2 separate regions of the Homo sapiens genome follow, and region 2 is linked to region 1. A link is an interaction called in ENCODE POLR2A ChIA-PET data of the cell type or tissue named here. Cell type or tissue: OCI-LY7. All regions are shown on one strand. Each heading gives the region's core, and the rest is flanking DNA. Links, peaks and the distances in the headings are about the cores only. Region 1 overlaps AGO1 (argonaute RISC component 1). Region 2 holds the start of LSM10 (LSM10, U7 small nuclear RNA associated).

Evidence for each region. ChIA-PET counts read pairs that join two places held together with the same protein. Peaks named below come from ENCODE experiments on the same cell type or tissue, not always from the same donor. Only the 100,000 strongest peaks of a DNase experiment are listed, where the experiment ranks them.
Region 2: POLR2A ChIA-PET joins it to region 1 with 8 read pairs; 3 of 35 experiments call an interaction of 5 or more read pairs at or near these places.

The regions. Positions count from the first base shown.
Region 1 is chr1:35,917,830-35,923,133 of GRCh38, forward strand. AGO1 (argonaute RISC component 1) reads left to right here. Exons shown (of 19, transcript NM_012199.5): 17 at 493-594; 18 at 1,226-1,425; 19 at 1,670-5,304. The coding sequence ends at 1,778. Among named protein-coding and RNA genes, the nearest start is that of AGO3, 11 kb to the right of the region's middle. In OCI-LY7, for the core only: no CTCF peak of the experiment used is centred there; no DNase peak of the experiment used is centred there.
Region 2 is chr1:36,393,716-36,399,086 of GRCh38, forward strand. LSM10 (LSM10, U7 small nuclear RNA associated) reads right to left here and starts at 4,193. Exons shown (of 2, transcript NM_032881.3): 1 at 4,052-4,193; 2 at 1-438. The coding sequence starts at 414. The coding sequence ends at 43. RefSeq lists enhancers at 3,338-4,050, 4,051-4,762. In OCI-LY7, for the core only: no CTCF peak of the experiment used is centred there; DNase peaks (open chromatin) are centred at 2,843, 3,726 and 4,246; H3K4me3 peaks cover 3,113 bases; H3K27ac peaks cover 3,176 bases.

The DNA of each region.
Region 1 (5,304 bases), core at 305-5,304:
TCTATCCTCCCTGGCCCCTTCCCTCCTCCTAGCTCTTGTGGTCCTTCCTCTGCCACCGCCTTCACTAGTGTCCACCTCCTCCCGTCCTTCCCTTATACTTCCTTTCCCTCCTCCTAGCTCCCTGGCCTAGACCCCATATATAGACCAGCTCCTAGAGAAGGGGAAGGGAACTACCATTTATTGAACTCCTCCTATGTGCCAGATACTGTACAAGGCGTCTTCCTCACAGCAACCCTGTGAGGTACGTATTATTATTATCTCCAATTTAACCTCAGAAAGGTTAAACGACTTGCTAAGATCACACAGCTAATAGGACTTGAACACAGGTCTGTGTGACTTTAGAAGCATATTATTTTAAGATTCAGTACCCTCAGGGAATAGCAACTTTGGCTTTGTTCTTGGGATTTTGGTGAAATCAGAGTAGAATTGAGCCAGGGTCCTGGTTAGGGCCAGGCAGGTCTTGGGATCTTGGTTGTGTTTGTCTCTATACAGATTGGGAAGAGTGGTAACATCCCAGCTGGGACCACAGTGGACACCAACATCACCCACCCATTTGAGTTTGACTTCTATCTGTGCAGCCACGCAGGCATCCAGGTAGCTGGGCTTTATCTTGTGGTTCCAATGGGTCAAAGATGAGTTGTTCATTCATATTGCCTCTAGAATGTATCAGTCATCACTGAATGACATCCAAATTAGGATTGCTCTCTTTTCTGTTTGTTCTGTTTTGTTTTGTTTTGAGGCGGAGTCTCACTCTGTCCCCCAGGCTGGAGTGCAGTGGCACAATTTCAGCTAACTGCAACCTCCACCTTCTGGGTTTAAGCAGTCTTCCTGCCTTCCCGCCTCAGCCTCCCAAGTAGCTGGGATTACAAGCATGCGCCACCATGCCCAGCTAATTTTTGTATTTTTAGTAGAGACAGGGTTTCACCATTTTGGCCCTGCTGTTCTTGAACTCCTGACCTCAAGTGATCCACCCACCTTGGCCTCCCAAAGTGCTGGGATTACAGGCATGAGCCACTGTGCCCGGCCAGGACTGCTGTCGTAATAAGCCCTGAGTACACTTGCAGGTTGCTTATAAGAAGAGTGCTTTATGACATTGGTAGTTTTGCATCTGCCTGTTCATGGGTGAATTATCTACCCAGCCATATTCTTAACAGTGATCCTGTTCCCCTATTATCAGCCATCTTCTCTGCCCAGCCTGGGACCCCTCACCTTCCTATCTTCCCAGGGCACCAGCCGACCATCCCATTACTATGTTCTTTGGGATGACAACCGTTTCACAGCAGATGAGCTCCAGATCCTGACGTACCAGCTGTGCCACACTTACGTACGATGCACACGCTCTGTCTCTATCCCAGCACCTGCCTACTATGCCCGCCTGGTGGCTTTCCGGGCACGATACCACCTGGTGGACAAGGAGCATGACAGGTGAGGCCTGGGATCAGGTTGGCCTCCTTTTTGCTTCAGCCTATTGTGCCAGATCTTCTTAACTTTCCTTGGGTAGAAGGAAATGAGTGCTGTCCAATTTGGTGTCATTGGGCTCGTCTGCCCAATCCTGGGTTGGGTTTCTCTCTTAAGTTGGTATGGGAATTGGCATCCCAGGGCTGGGCGAGGGAATTAGCAGCAGCTCTCAGTTCACCAGGAAGGACTTCTTTCATTTTTTCCTTTTCAGTGGAGAGGGGAGCCACATATCGGGGCAGAGCAATGGGCGGGACCCCCAGGCCCTGGCCAAAGCCGTGCAGGTTCACCAGGATACTCTGCGCACCATGTACTTCGCTTGAAGGCAGAACGCTGTTACCTCACTGGATAGAAGAAAGCTTTCCAAGCCCCAGGAGCTGTGCCACCCAAATCCAGAGGAAGCAAGGAGGAGGGAGGTGGGGTAGGGAGGAGTGTAGGATGCCTTGTTTCCTTCTATAGAGGTGGTGTAAGAGTGGGGAACAGGGCCAGCAAGACAGACCACCAGCCAGAAATCTCTGATATCAACCTCATGTCCCCCACCCCTCACCCCATCTTGTCACATCTGGCCCTGACCCCACTGGACCAAAAGGGGCAGCACTGGTGCCCACCATACACACAGGTGTCTCATGTGACTCACAGTGCTAAAGACTCATGCTTGACAGCTTGGTAAGGTCAACTCTGTAGCCCTGCAGACAAAAGCTGGTTAGGTTTGGGTTTGATACTTTAGATGGGAAAGTGAGGGGCTTGAGAAAGTGGGTGGGAGGAGGGAAGGATTTTTTAGGAGCCTTAATCAGAAAAGGACTAGATTTGTTTAAGAAGAAAAATGAAACCAGACCCAGATCAATATTTTAGGATACTAGATGTTTTAATGGGTTCAGAATCCAGTTTGTAGGAAGATTTTTTAATGGTTTTGGTTGCTCCTCCCCCAGCTGCCACCCCCCACCTTACCCTTATTCCTCTCTGTCCACATTTTCTGCCCCACCTTACTTCTCCTCCCTGACAGACATCCAGCCCCTAGTAATACTTAAGGCACTATGGCACTTAGCTTTGAAGTGACACGACCCTGTCTTCCTTCCGCCCGCTGGTGGGTAACCAGTGCCTTCCCTGTAACGGTAATGCTGCAGAACTGCAACCTTTTGTACCTTTCTTTGGGGAATGGGGTGGGGGTGGGAGAGGAGGTAGATGGGGAAGAAATACCCCAGACCCAACAAACCTCCAGCCAGAAAGCCAGCTATTTTGCATTTGAAGGAATTGACTTCCTCATTCATTGAGCTTTTTAAAAGATCACAACCTCAAGATGGTTAAAATCCATTGACATTTGCACTTTCAAACATGACAAGTCTCGGAGCTGCTGAGATGACAGGCCCCTGGCCTTTCCACTTATGCCTCCTTTTCTCCTTATTCCTCCTACCTCCCGCCCCGCCCAGGTCTGGAGTTACTTTCATAGCATTTTTCACTCTTGGCTTCTTTTCTCCCTTGATGGTCAAGTCTCTTATGTTTCAATATTTCTTAACTGGGGTGTCTTATAACAAAAAACTCTTAGGTCTAAAATGAGAAAAAAGAGAGAAAACAAAATGTTATTTTTATACCATAACTTGAGTGTATTGCCAAAATTTGGAAATCCTTCCCATGCCTGATGAGTTTATATCCCAGAAACATTGAGCCATCAGAATGAACTGTGTACCTGATTTGTTCTCTGACCTGGCTAGGTAGGGAGGGGGTGGTTATCGCCCCAAGATGGGGTCCAGGCTCCATCCTTCCTCTGTGCAGATAATACCTTTTTCTTGCTATAGCCTCCCTCCTCTGCACTGTCCTGCACTCTTTCTTGCAAGTGCATCTTTTTCCTTCCCCTGGACTGTCCTCTGACCCTTTGGCTCATCCTAGATTGCAGTGTGTCCTGTGGACAGGCTGGGGAATTTTGCTGCTCCCTATTGCTTCTGTTTACAAAAATGAATTTTTCCTGGTTTCCCACTAGGGCATGTGGGTGGGTGGCATGGACTTTTTTTTTTTTTTTTTTTTGTCTTGAGACATGGGGTTTGGCTGTCTTGCAGGACTGGAGAAGGTGGTGGTTCTAGCTTGGTCTCTGTTGGCCTTGAAGCAAGCATCCCCCCTGCCCTTTTTCCTTGACTGTTCATTTTTTTCCTGCCCCACTGCTTGGGATGGGGAGTTGCAACTTCAGTGTGGAATTTCCTCTTTGAGGAGCCTGGGCTTGGATCTATCCTGATCTGGTGATGAAGCCATGATTACTTTAGACCTAGCCCAGGCTTGGAGGCCAGCTGGAGGAAGAAGGGTCTAAATCCTGGCCTGTAGAGTTAGAACTACCATTTCCTCCCCTTAGCTGCCCTTGTATGACCCGGATTTGCTATGCAAAACAATCTATCCCAGGTTCTGTTCTGGTTGGCTACATTGTTCAGCAACTCACAAAACGTAGCACAAACATTCATTATGGAGAAAGCATCAGGACTGTTGAGTAACTCCTCCTTTACTTTTTTCCTGCTGGCTACAGCATGGGGTGCCCTATAGGCACAAGCCCAGCTGAAGAACAGAATGGAGGGCTCTGGGAGGAGGCAGCTCACTGGAGAGCCTACATTCCTTACACAAGTGCCTAAAGAGAGTGATGCTAACACTCCATCTGCCCTGTCCATTGCCTTCATATACAGTCTACTTCGTGTTCTGTCACCCTTTGGGGAGGGGAGTTCTCCTGGGACAGTGGGCTCTGCATGTTCTCCACTTGGATACATTTTGGGGCTAGGATCAGGGCACTATTCCTGGAGGGTCCAGTCATTCACCAGCATTTGCAAATGTCCATAGGGAGCAGGTGGCAGCCTCTACTCCCAGCAACAAGTTTGTGTTCTCTCCTTTTCTCTCTTTGCCTCACTCTCTCCAGTTGGTTTTCAGCTGGGGCTTGAAATGCATTTTTAGCCCTTTGACGTGGCTTATGCCATTCAAGAAATAAAAAGCAAGAGAATCAGCTTTGGGCAATGACAAGAAATGAGTTCTTACTCTGATTTTTTTGTAAAAAGATAATTTTTGAGACTTGAAAAATACCCCGACCTTGAGATTATTCCTGTTTGAAAGGTGGTGCATGCAGATGGAGAAGTGGTGTTGGCAGCAAGCTTTGGCTCATGTGGATTTGGTTTAAGTGGTGCTTCTTACCCAAGCTTCAAGGAAGTGCTTGGGGGACCCCCAGCCTCATCCTCTTAGTTGGGTCTCTTGTTCCCTTTGTACCACTGTTTTGCCTTCCTTTTCCTCTTCTCTCTTTGCCTGGCTTCCTTTCCCTTTTCTTCTATTCACTCTGCTTGCTTGCTGGCCGGCCTGCCTGCCTGCCTGCCTGCCTGCCTGCCTGTCTGCCTATGTGATGATGAAATCTCTGCATGGCTGCAATGATCCCACTGTTAGCTGGCAGGGTCAGGCTTAGCTCCTTGACTGCAGAAGACCAAGAACCTGTTCCCCAAGCCCAGAGATGTCCACCTGGGCTGGACTGCCCTCAAGCTTATACTAGAGAAGAGCAACTGACCTGCCCAACTTGTGTGAAGTCAGGAGGGTTTCTGGCATTTTCCACACCTGTCCACTCCTTGGAGCTGGTTTCTCTCATTGCTTTTTCTAAATCTGGTTCTTTTTCTCTTTACCTGGGGCCTGGCTTTTCTGAGATTGTCTTAGGGTTGAGCTATTTGGGTATCCTGGGTTTGAGTGTTAGGGGATGGACATAAAGGAAAAAGAGTGATGAGAAGAGAATGGAGAGAATTTGAATAAAAGGTGGGAAAGGAGAGCACTGTTCTTTGATTGTTTATCCAGTCCAACCTGATCCATTAGGGATCGAGGTGCTACACTGGCCTCCAGGGATAAGCC
Region 2 (5,371 bases), core at 160-5,159, 480 kb after region 1:
CACTGGAGGACTCCGAGTTGGGGCCAGGGCTTGCTGAGGGCCTCACTTACAGTTTTTTGGGGGAAATTCCCACCGGCCTTGGCCCTTGCCACCAAAGTTTCGCACCCGATGGATAATCTGCAGCTGCTGCTCAATGGTCGAGGTGATGTTCACGTCATCTGGGATGTGGACGTAGCGGACATTGCGGCCTGTCACAAAGAGGTCATCCAGCTTGACCTGATGCCCCCAACGGTCCGTGTAGGTGACTTTGGCCAGGCGGATGTTCATGAAAGCATCGACATTGTCTATGCGTCCGTGGGCCACGCTCTCATCCCGCAGGTCCACAGTGGTTACCCGGCCCTGGAGGCCCTGCAGTAGGATGATCAGGCTGTTCTCAGAGATGGTCCGCTCCTTCACTGAATGGCTCACCGCCATTCTTCCACACCAGCTGCCTGCTTGCTGTGGACAGGAGCACACAGATGGCAGCTATAGCAGGGTAGGGGGTACAGTTGCCAACTCACCTCCACCAGGTTCTCAAACAAAATTCCCAGCACAGACCACCTCTGCAATTTTTGTATCTGTGGACACAGATGCTTCCCGCACATGTCTCATAGAATCCTCACACCAACTTGCAAGCCAAGGATTACTTATGCTCATTTTATGAATGAGAAAAATATGGCTAGGATGGCCAGGCGCGGTGGGATACACCTGTGGTACTAGCTACTCAGGAGACTGAGGTAGGAGCTTCACTTGAGCCCAAGAGCTCTGCTGACCTGCTTGGGCAACATAGCAAGACCCCAACTCTGATTTTTTAAAAAAACCTACAAGAAGGCTGGGCATGGTGGCTCACGCCTGTAATCCCAGCACTTCGAGAGGCTGAGGCAGGCAGATCACGAGGTCAGGAGATTGAGACCATCCTGGCTAACATGGTGAAACCCCGTCTCTACTAAAAATGCAAAAAAAATTAGCCGAGTGTGGTGACAGCGGGCGCCTGTAGTCCCAGCTACTCGGGAGGCTGAGGCAGGAGAATAGCGTGAACCTAAGAGGCGGAGCTTGCAGTAAGCCAAGATCGCGGCAGAGTGACTCCGTCTCAAAAAAAAGAAAAACCTATAAGAAAACGGTGAGCATTGGCCGGGCGCGGTGGCTCACGACTACAATCCCAGCACTTTGGGAGACTGAGGCGGGTGGATCACCTGAGGTCAGGAGTTCGAGACCAGCCTGGCTAACACGGTGAAACCCTGTTTCTACTAAAAATACAAAAAATTAGCCAAGCGTGGTGGCACATGCCTGTAATCTCAGCTACTCGGGAGGGTGAGGCAGGAGAATTGCTTGAACCCAGGAGGCAGAGGTTGCAATGAGCCAAGATTGCGCCATTGCACTCCAGCCTGGGCAACAAGAGCAAGACTCTGTCTCAAAAAATAAAGAAAATGGTGAGCATTTCTATTGGGTCAGAGACAAGAAAAGGATGCCTTTTATGGCTTCTAATCAACAGTAAAATGTAGGTAATGGTCAATGCAATGTTCAAAAAACGATTACGGAAAGAAGGGAAAGAATTTAGAGAAACAATAATTATAAAGGAAGATCACTGTCCTTGTTGGTCAATTATAAATTATATGATTATCTACATTGAGAATGCAAGACAAATTATTAGGACTAACAACAAAAGTCTGTATCATTCCTAATAATACATTAATTTTAAAAAATCAATAACTTTAAAAAAAGAAAAATATGGCTAGGAGAGGTAACTTGCCCAAGGTCACAGTAAATAAGTGGAATTGCTGGAATTCAAATCCGTAGCCACAGGCCGGGCGTGGTGGCTCCCCGCTGTAATCCCAGCACTTTGGGAGGCCAAGGTGGGTGGATCACTGGGGCTAGGAATTCAAGACCAGCCTGGCCAATATGGTGAAACCCCATCTCTACTAAAAATACAAAAATTAGTCGGGCATGGTGGTGAGCACCTATAATCACAGCTGCTCCGGAGGTTGAGGCAGGAGAATCGCTTGAATCCGGGAGGTGGAGGCTGCAGTGAGCCAAGATCACGCCACTGCACTCCAGCCTGGGTAACAGAGAGACTCTGTCTCAAAAAAAAAAAAAAAGAAAATCCATAGCCGTCTGGCTCCAAACCTCACACCAGGTGTGCATTAGAATCATCTGGTGAGTTTTTAACCCAACCTCCCCACCCCAGAGATTCTGATTCGTTTGGTTAGAGGGGTGGGCCCAGGTATCCTATTTTGTAAAAGCTCCCGGCTGGGCGCGGTGGCTCACGCCTGTAATCCCAGCACTTTGGGAGACCGAGGCGGGCGGATCATGAGGTCAGGAGATCAAGACCATCCTGGCTAACATGGTGAAACCCCCATCTCTACTAAAAATACAAAAAAATTAGCCAGGCGTGGTGGCGGGCGCCTGTAGTCCCAGCTACTCGGGGGGCTGAGGCAGGAGAATGGCGTGAACCTGGGAGACAGAGCTTGCAGTGAGCTGCAAGTGGAGTGCCACTGCACTCCAGCCTGGGCAGCAGAGTGACTCCATCTCAAAAAAAAAAAAAAAAAAAAAAAAAAGAAAGCTCCCCAGATAACTCCAAAGTGCTGAGGGGTACTGGTTAGAAATGCGCAATCTCAGGTCTCTCCCCAAGCCTGTTCTGAGATAAAATCCACTCCTTCACTGAGTGGCTCACTGCCATCTTCCACGCTGGCTGGAAACAGACTGCATTTTAACATGACCCCCTACGTGAATTAGATACACGTTAAGGTTTGAGAATCATTGGTTGACACCAGTAGTTCTCAAACATTAGTGTGTATCAGAATCATCTGAGGGGCTTGTTAACTCAGCTTGCTGGGCCCCACTCCCAGTTTGACTCAGGTCTGAGGTGAGGCCCAGAGATAAAGTCATTTTGAACATGTTCCCAGGTGATGCTGATGCTGCTGGTCAGGGGCCCACACTCTGGGAACTATTGGTCTACACCATGCAGCTGTTATGTAAGTAGAAATTAAGGTAATGAGGCCGGGTGCAAGGGCTCACGCCTGTAATCCCAGGATTTTGGGAGGCCAAGGCGAGTGGATCACCTGAGGTCAGGAGTTCAAGACCCGCCTGGCCAACATGGTGAAACCCAGTATCTACCAAAAATACAAAAATTACCTGGGCATGGGCGCACCTGTAATCTCAGCTACTTGGGAGGCTGAAGCAGGAGAATCGCTTGAACCCAGGAGGCAGAGGTTACAGTGAGCCAAGATTGTGCCACTGCACACCAGCCTGGGTGACACAGCGAGACTCTCAGAAAAAAAAAAAGAAAATAAATCTGGATAATGAATTGGGGAAAAAAACCCCCAACCGGTATTATATAAGGTACATAGGTTTTGAAGGTAGAGAAACCTAGGTTGGAATCCCCACTCCACCCCTAATTATGAAAACCTAGAAAAGTTAATGTCTCTGAACCTGTTTCCACATTTATTAAACTACAGGAGAAACAAAGCTACCAGAATCACACTCCACTAAAGGTACTCTCCTTTGATTTCAACATGCCCTGATAATGTATTAGTGCACTATGTCTTACCTATCCCTTATTTTCAGACCTGAGTTAAAGGGGGTGGAACGCTCTCTCTTTACGACCTCACTCAGCATCCCGTCCAGGGCTGTGCATTGTGGCACTGAGCGTGGCAAGCCAGACTAGGCCAGTGACGAGGGGGCCTGGGAGCTAGGTCCCTGGGCATGGCCTAACGACCAGCCACCCGGCTGCAGCCTGATGAATCTGCGATCAAGCAAAGGTATGGGGCTGCTGCTGCGACTGCAAAGAGCAGTCACCGGACCTCGAGTCAGGCCCGGGTTCTAGAACAGGCTTTGCCACCTCCTAGGAGGGCGATCACTTAGCAAACCACTTAGCTTCTCCAAGCTAGCTAAGCTACCGGTAAAACGGGATGAGCACCGCTTACTCAGAGCAGCGGGAGCGGGTCTGGGGAAAGGAGCTATACTCGGTAAATGGGGAAGAAAACGCTTCCTGGGCTCCGGCACCTCCTTCCGGAGGTCCTGGCATCCCCCGCATTCCGCCCCGGGGCTCCCTGCACCGCCGACCCGGACCCACCACGCGACATTCCTTCCGCTTTCCCCGTCTGGGTCGCCGCCGAAGCTAGCGGGCGCCTGGACTGGCTGCCTCCCGCCGGCTGCAGCAGGACGGAGAAACCATGCCGGCGACCGGGCCGCTCTGTCCTCCGGGCGCAGAGTGCGTCAGTGCTCTGCAAGTCACCGCGTCACGGAGAAACTACAATCCCCAGAATGCTTCGCGGCGCGGGGCTCGTGCTCCGCAAATCCCGGCCTGCGTCATTGGAGTCTCTTTCACTAGAGTCGTTCATTCATTCCGCACGCATTCATTGAACCGGCGACCTGGGCCAGGCTCCTTCCCAGGCTCCGGCATGGAGCAGTGACCAAGATCAAGTGGCTCCCTGAGCTGATGGCGCTGCAGGGGAGAGAGTCTTAAGAAAACAAAGAAGAAAAATAGGGAAAAATTTCTTCAGAAGATTAAAGGTGTGATGTGATGGTGACAAGGTGGTCTTTTATTGGATTGTCAGGGGTGCCCTGAGAAGGTGACATTTGAGTTGAGATTAGTGACATGAAGCCAAGCTTGTGAAAACTATGGGAGGAGCATTGCAATTAGCGGGAACAGTTTGTTAAGTAAAATTTATAGGAGGCAGGGCCGGGTGCAGAGGCCCACACCTGTAATCCCAGCACTTTGGAGGACAAGGCGGAAGGATCACTGGAGCCCAGGAGTTCGAGACCAGTCTGGGCAACAATGGGGAGACCCTGTCTCTACAAAAAATAGAAAAAATTAGCCCACCGTGGTGGCGTACACCTCTGGTCCCACCTACTTGGGAGGCTGAGGCAGGAGAATTGCTTGAATCCAGGAAGTGGAGGCTGCAGTGAGCTCAGAAAGTAACACTTCATTCCAGCCTGGGCAACAGAGCAAGACTCCGTCTCAAAAAAAAAAAAAAATTGGAGGCCATTGGTTTGAACAGGGCTCCTGCACCAAGCCCAACAGAACCAAAATGGAGTCACTCATGCTAAAGTTCTACATCACCAAGTGGAAACTAAGTTGTTTATCTGATATTCCGATAAATCAGAAGAGTGAGAGATAGCTAGATCTCCAAACCATCCTGTTTTAGCTGGCAGGATAAGGAAGTCCCCTCTGCTTTAGCCTTCAAAGTTACAAGGAAAGTAACTTTGAAACAACCAATCTTTTTGTTTTCTGTTTCTGCTTTCCTCAGCCCTTTTCTGGCTGTAAAACCAATCTCCTCTGCTCAGCTCATTTGAACACTCATTCCATTTTATAGAATGAAGTGTTGCCCGATTCTAGAGTTGCAAATAAAAGTCAGATTTAACAAATTTGGCAAAAAAAAGTCAAATCACC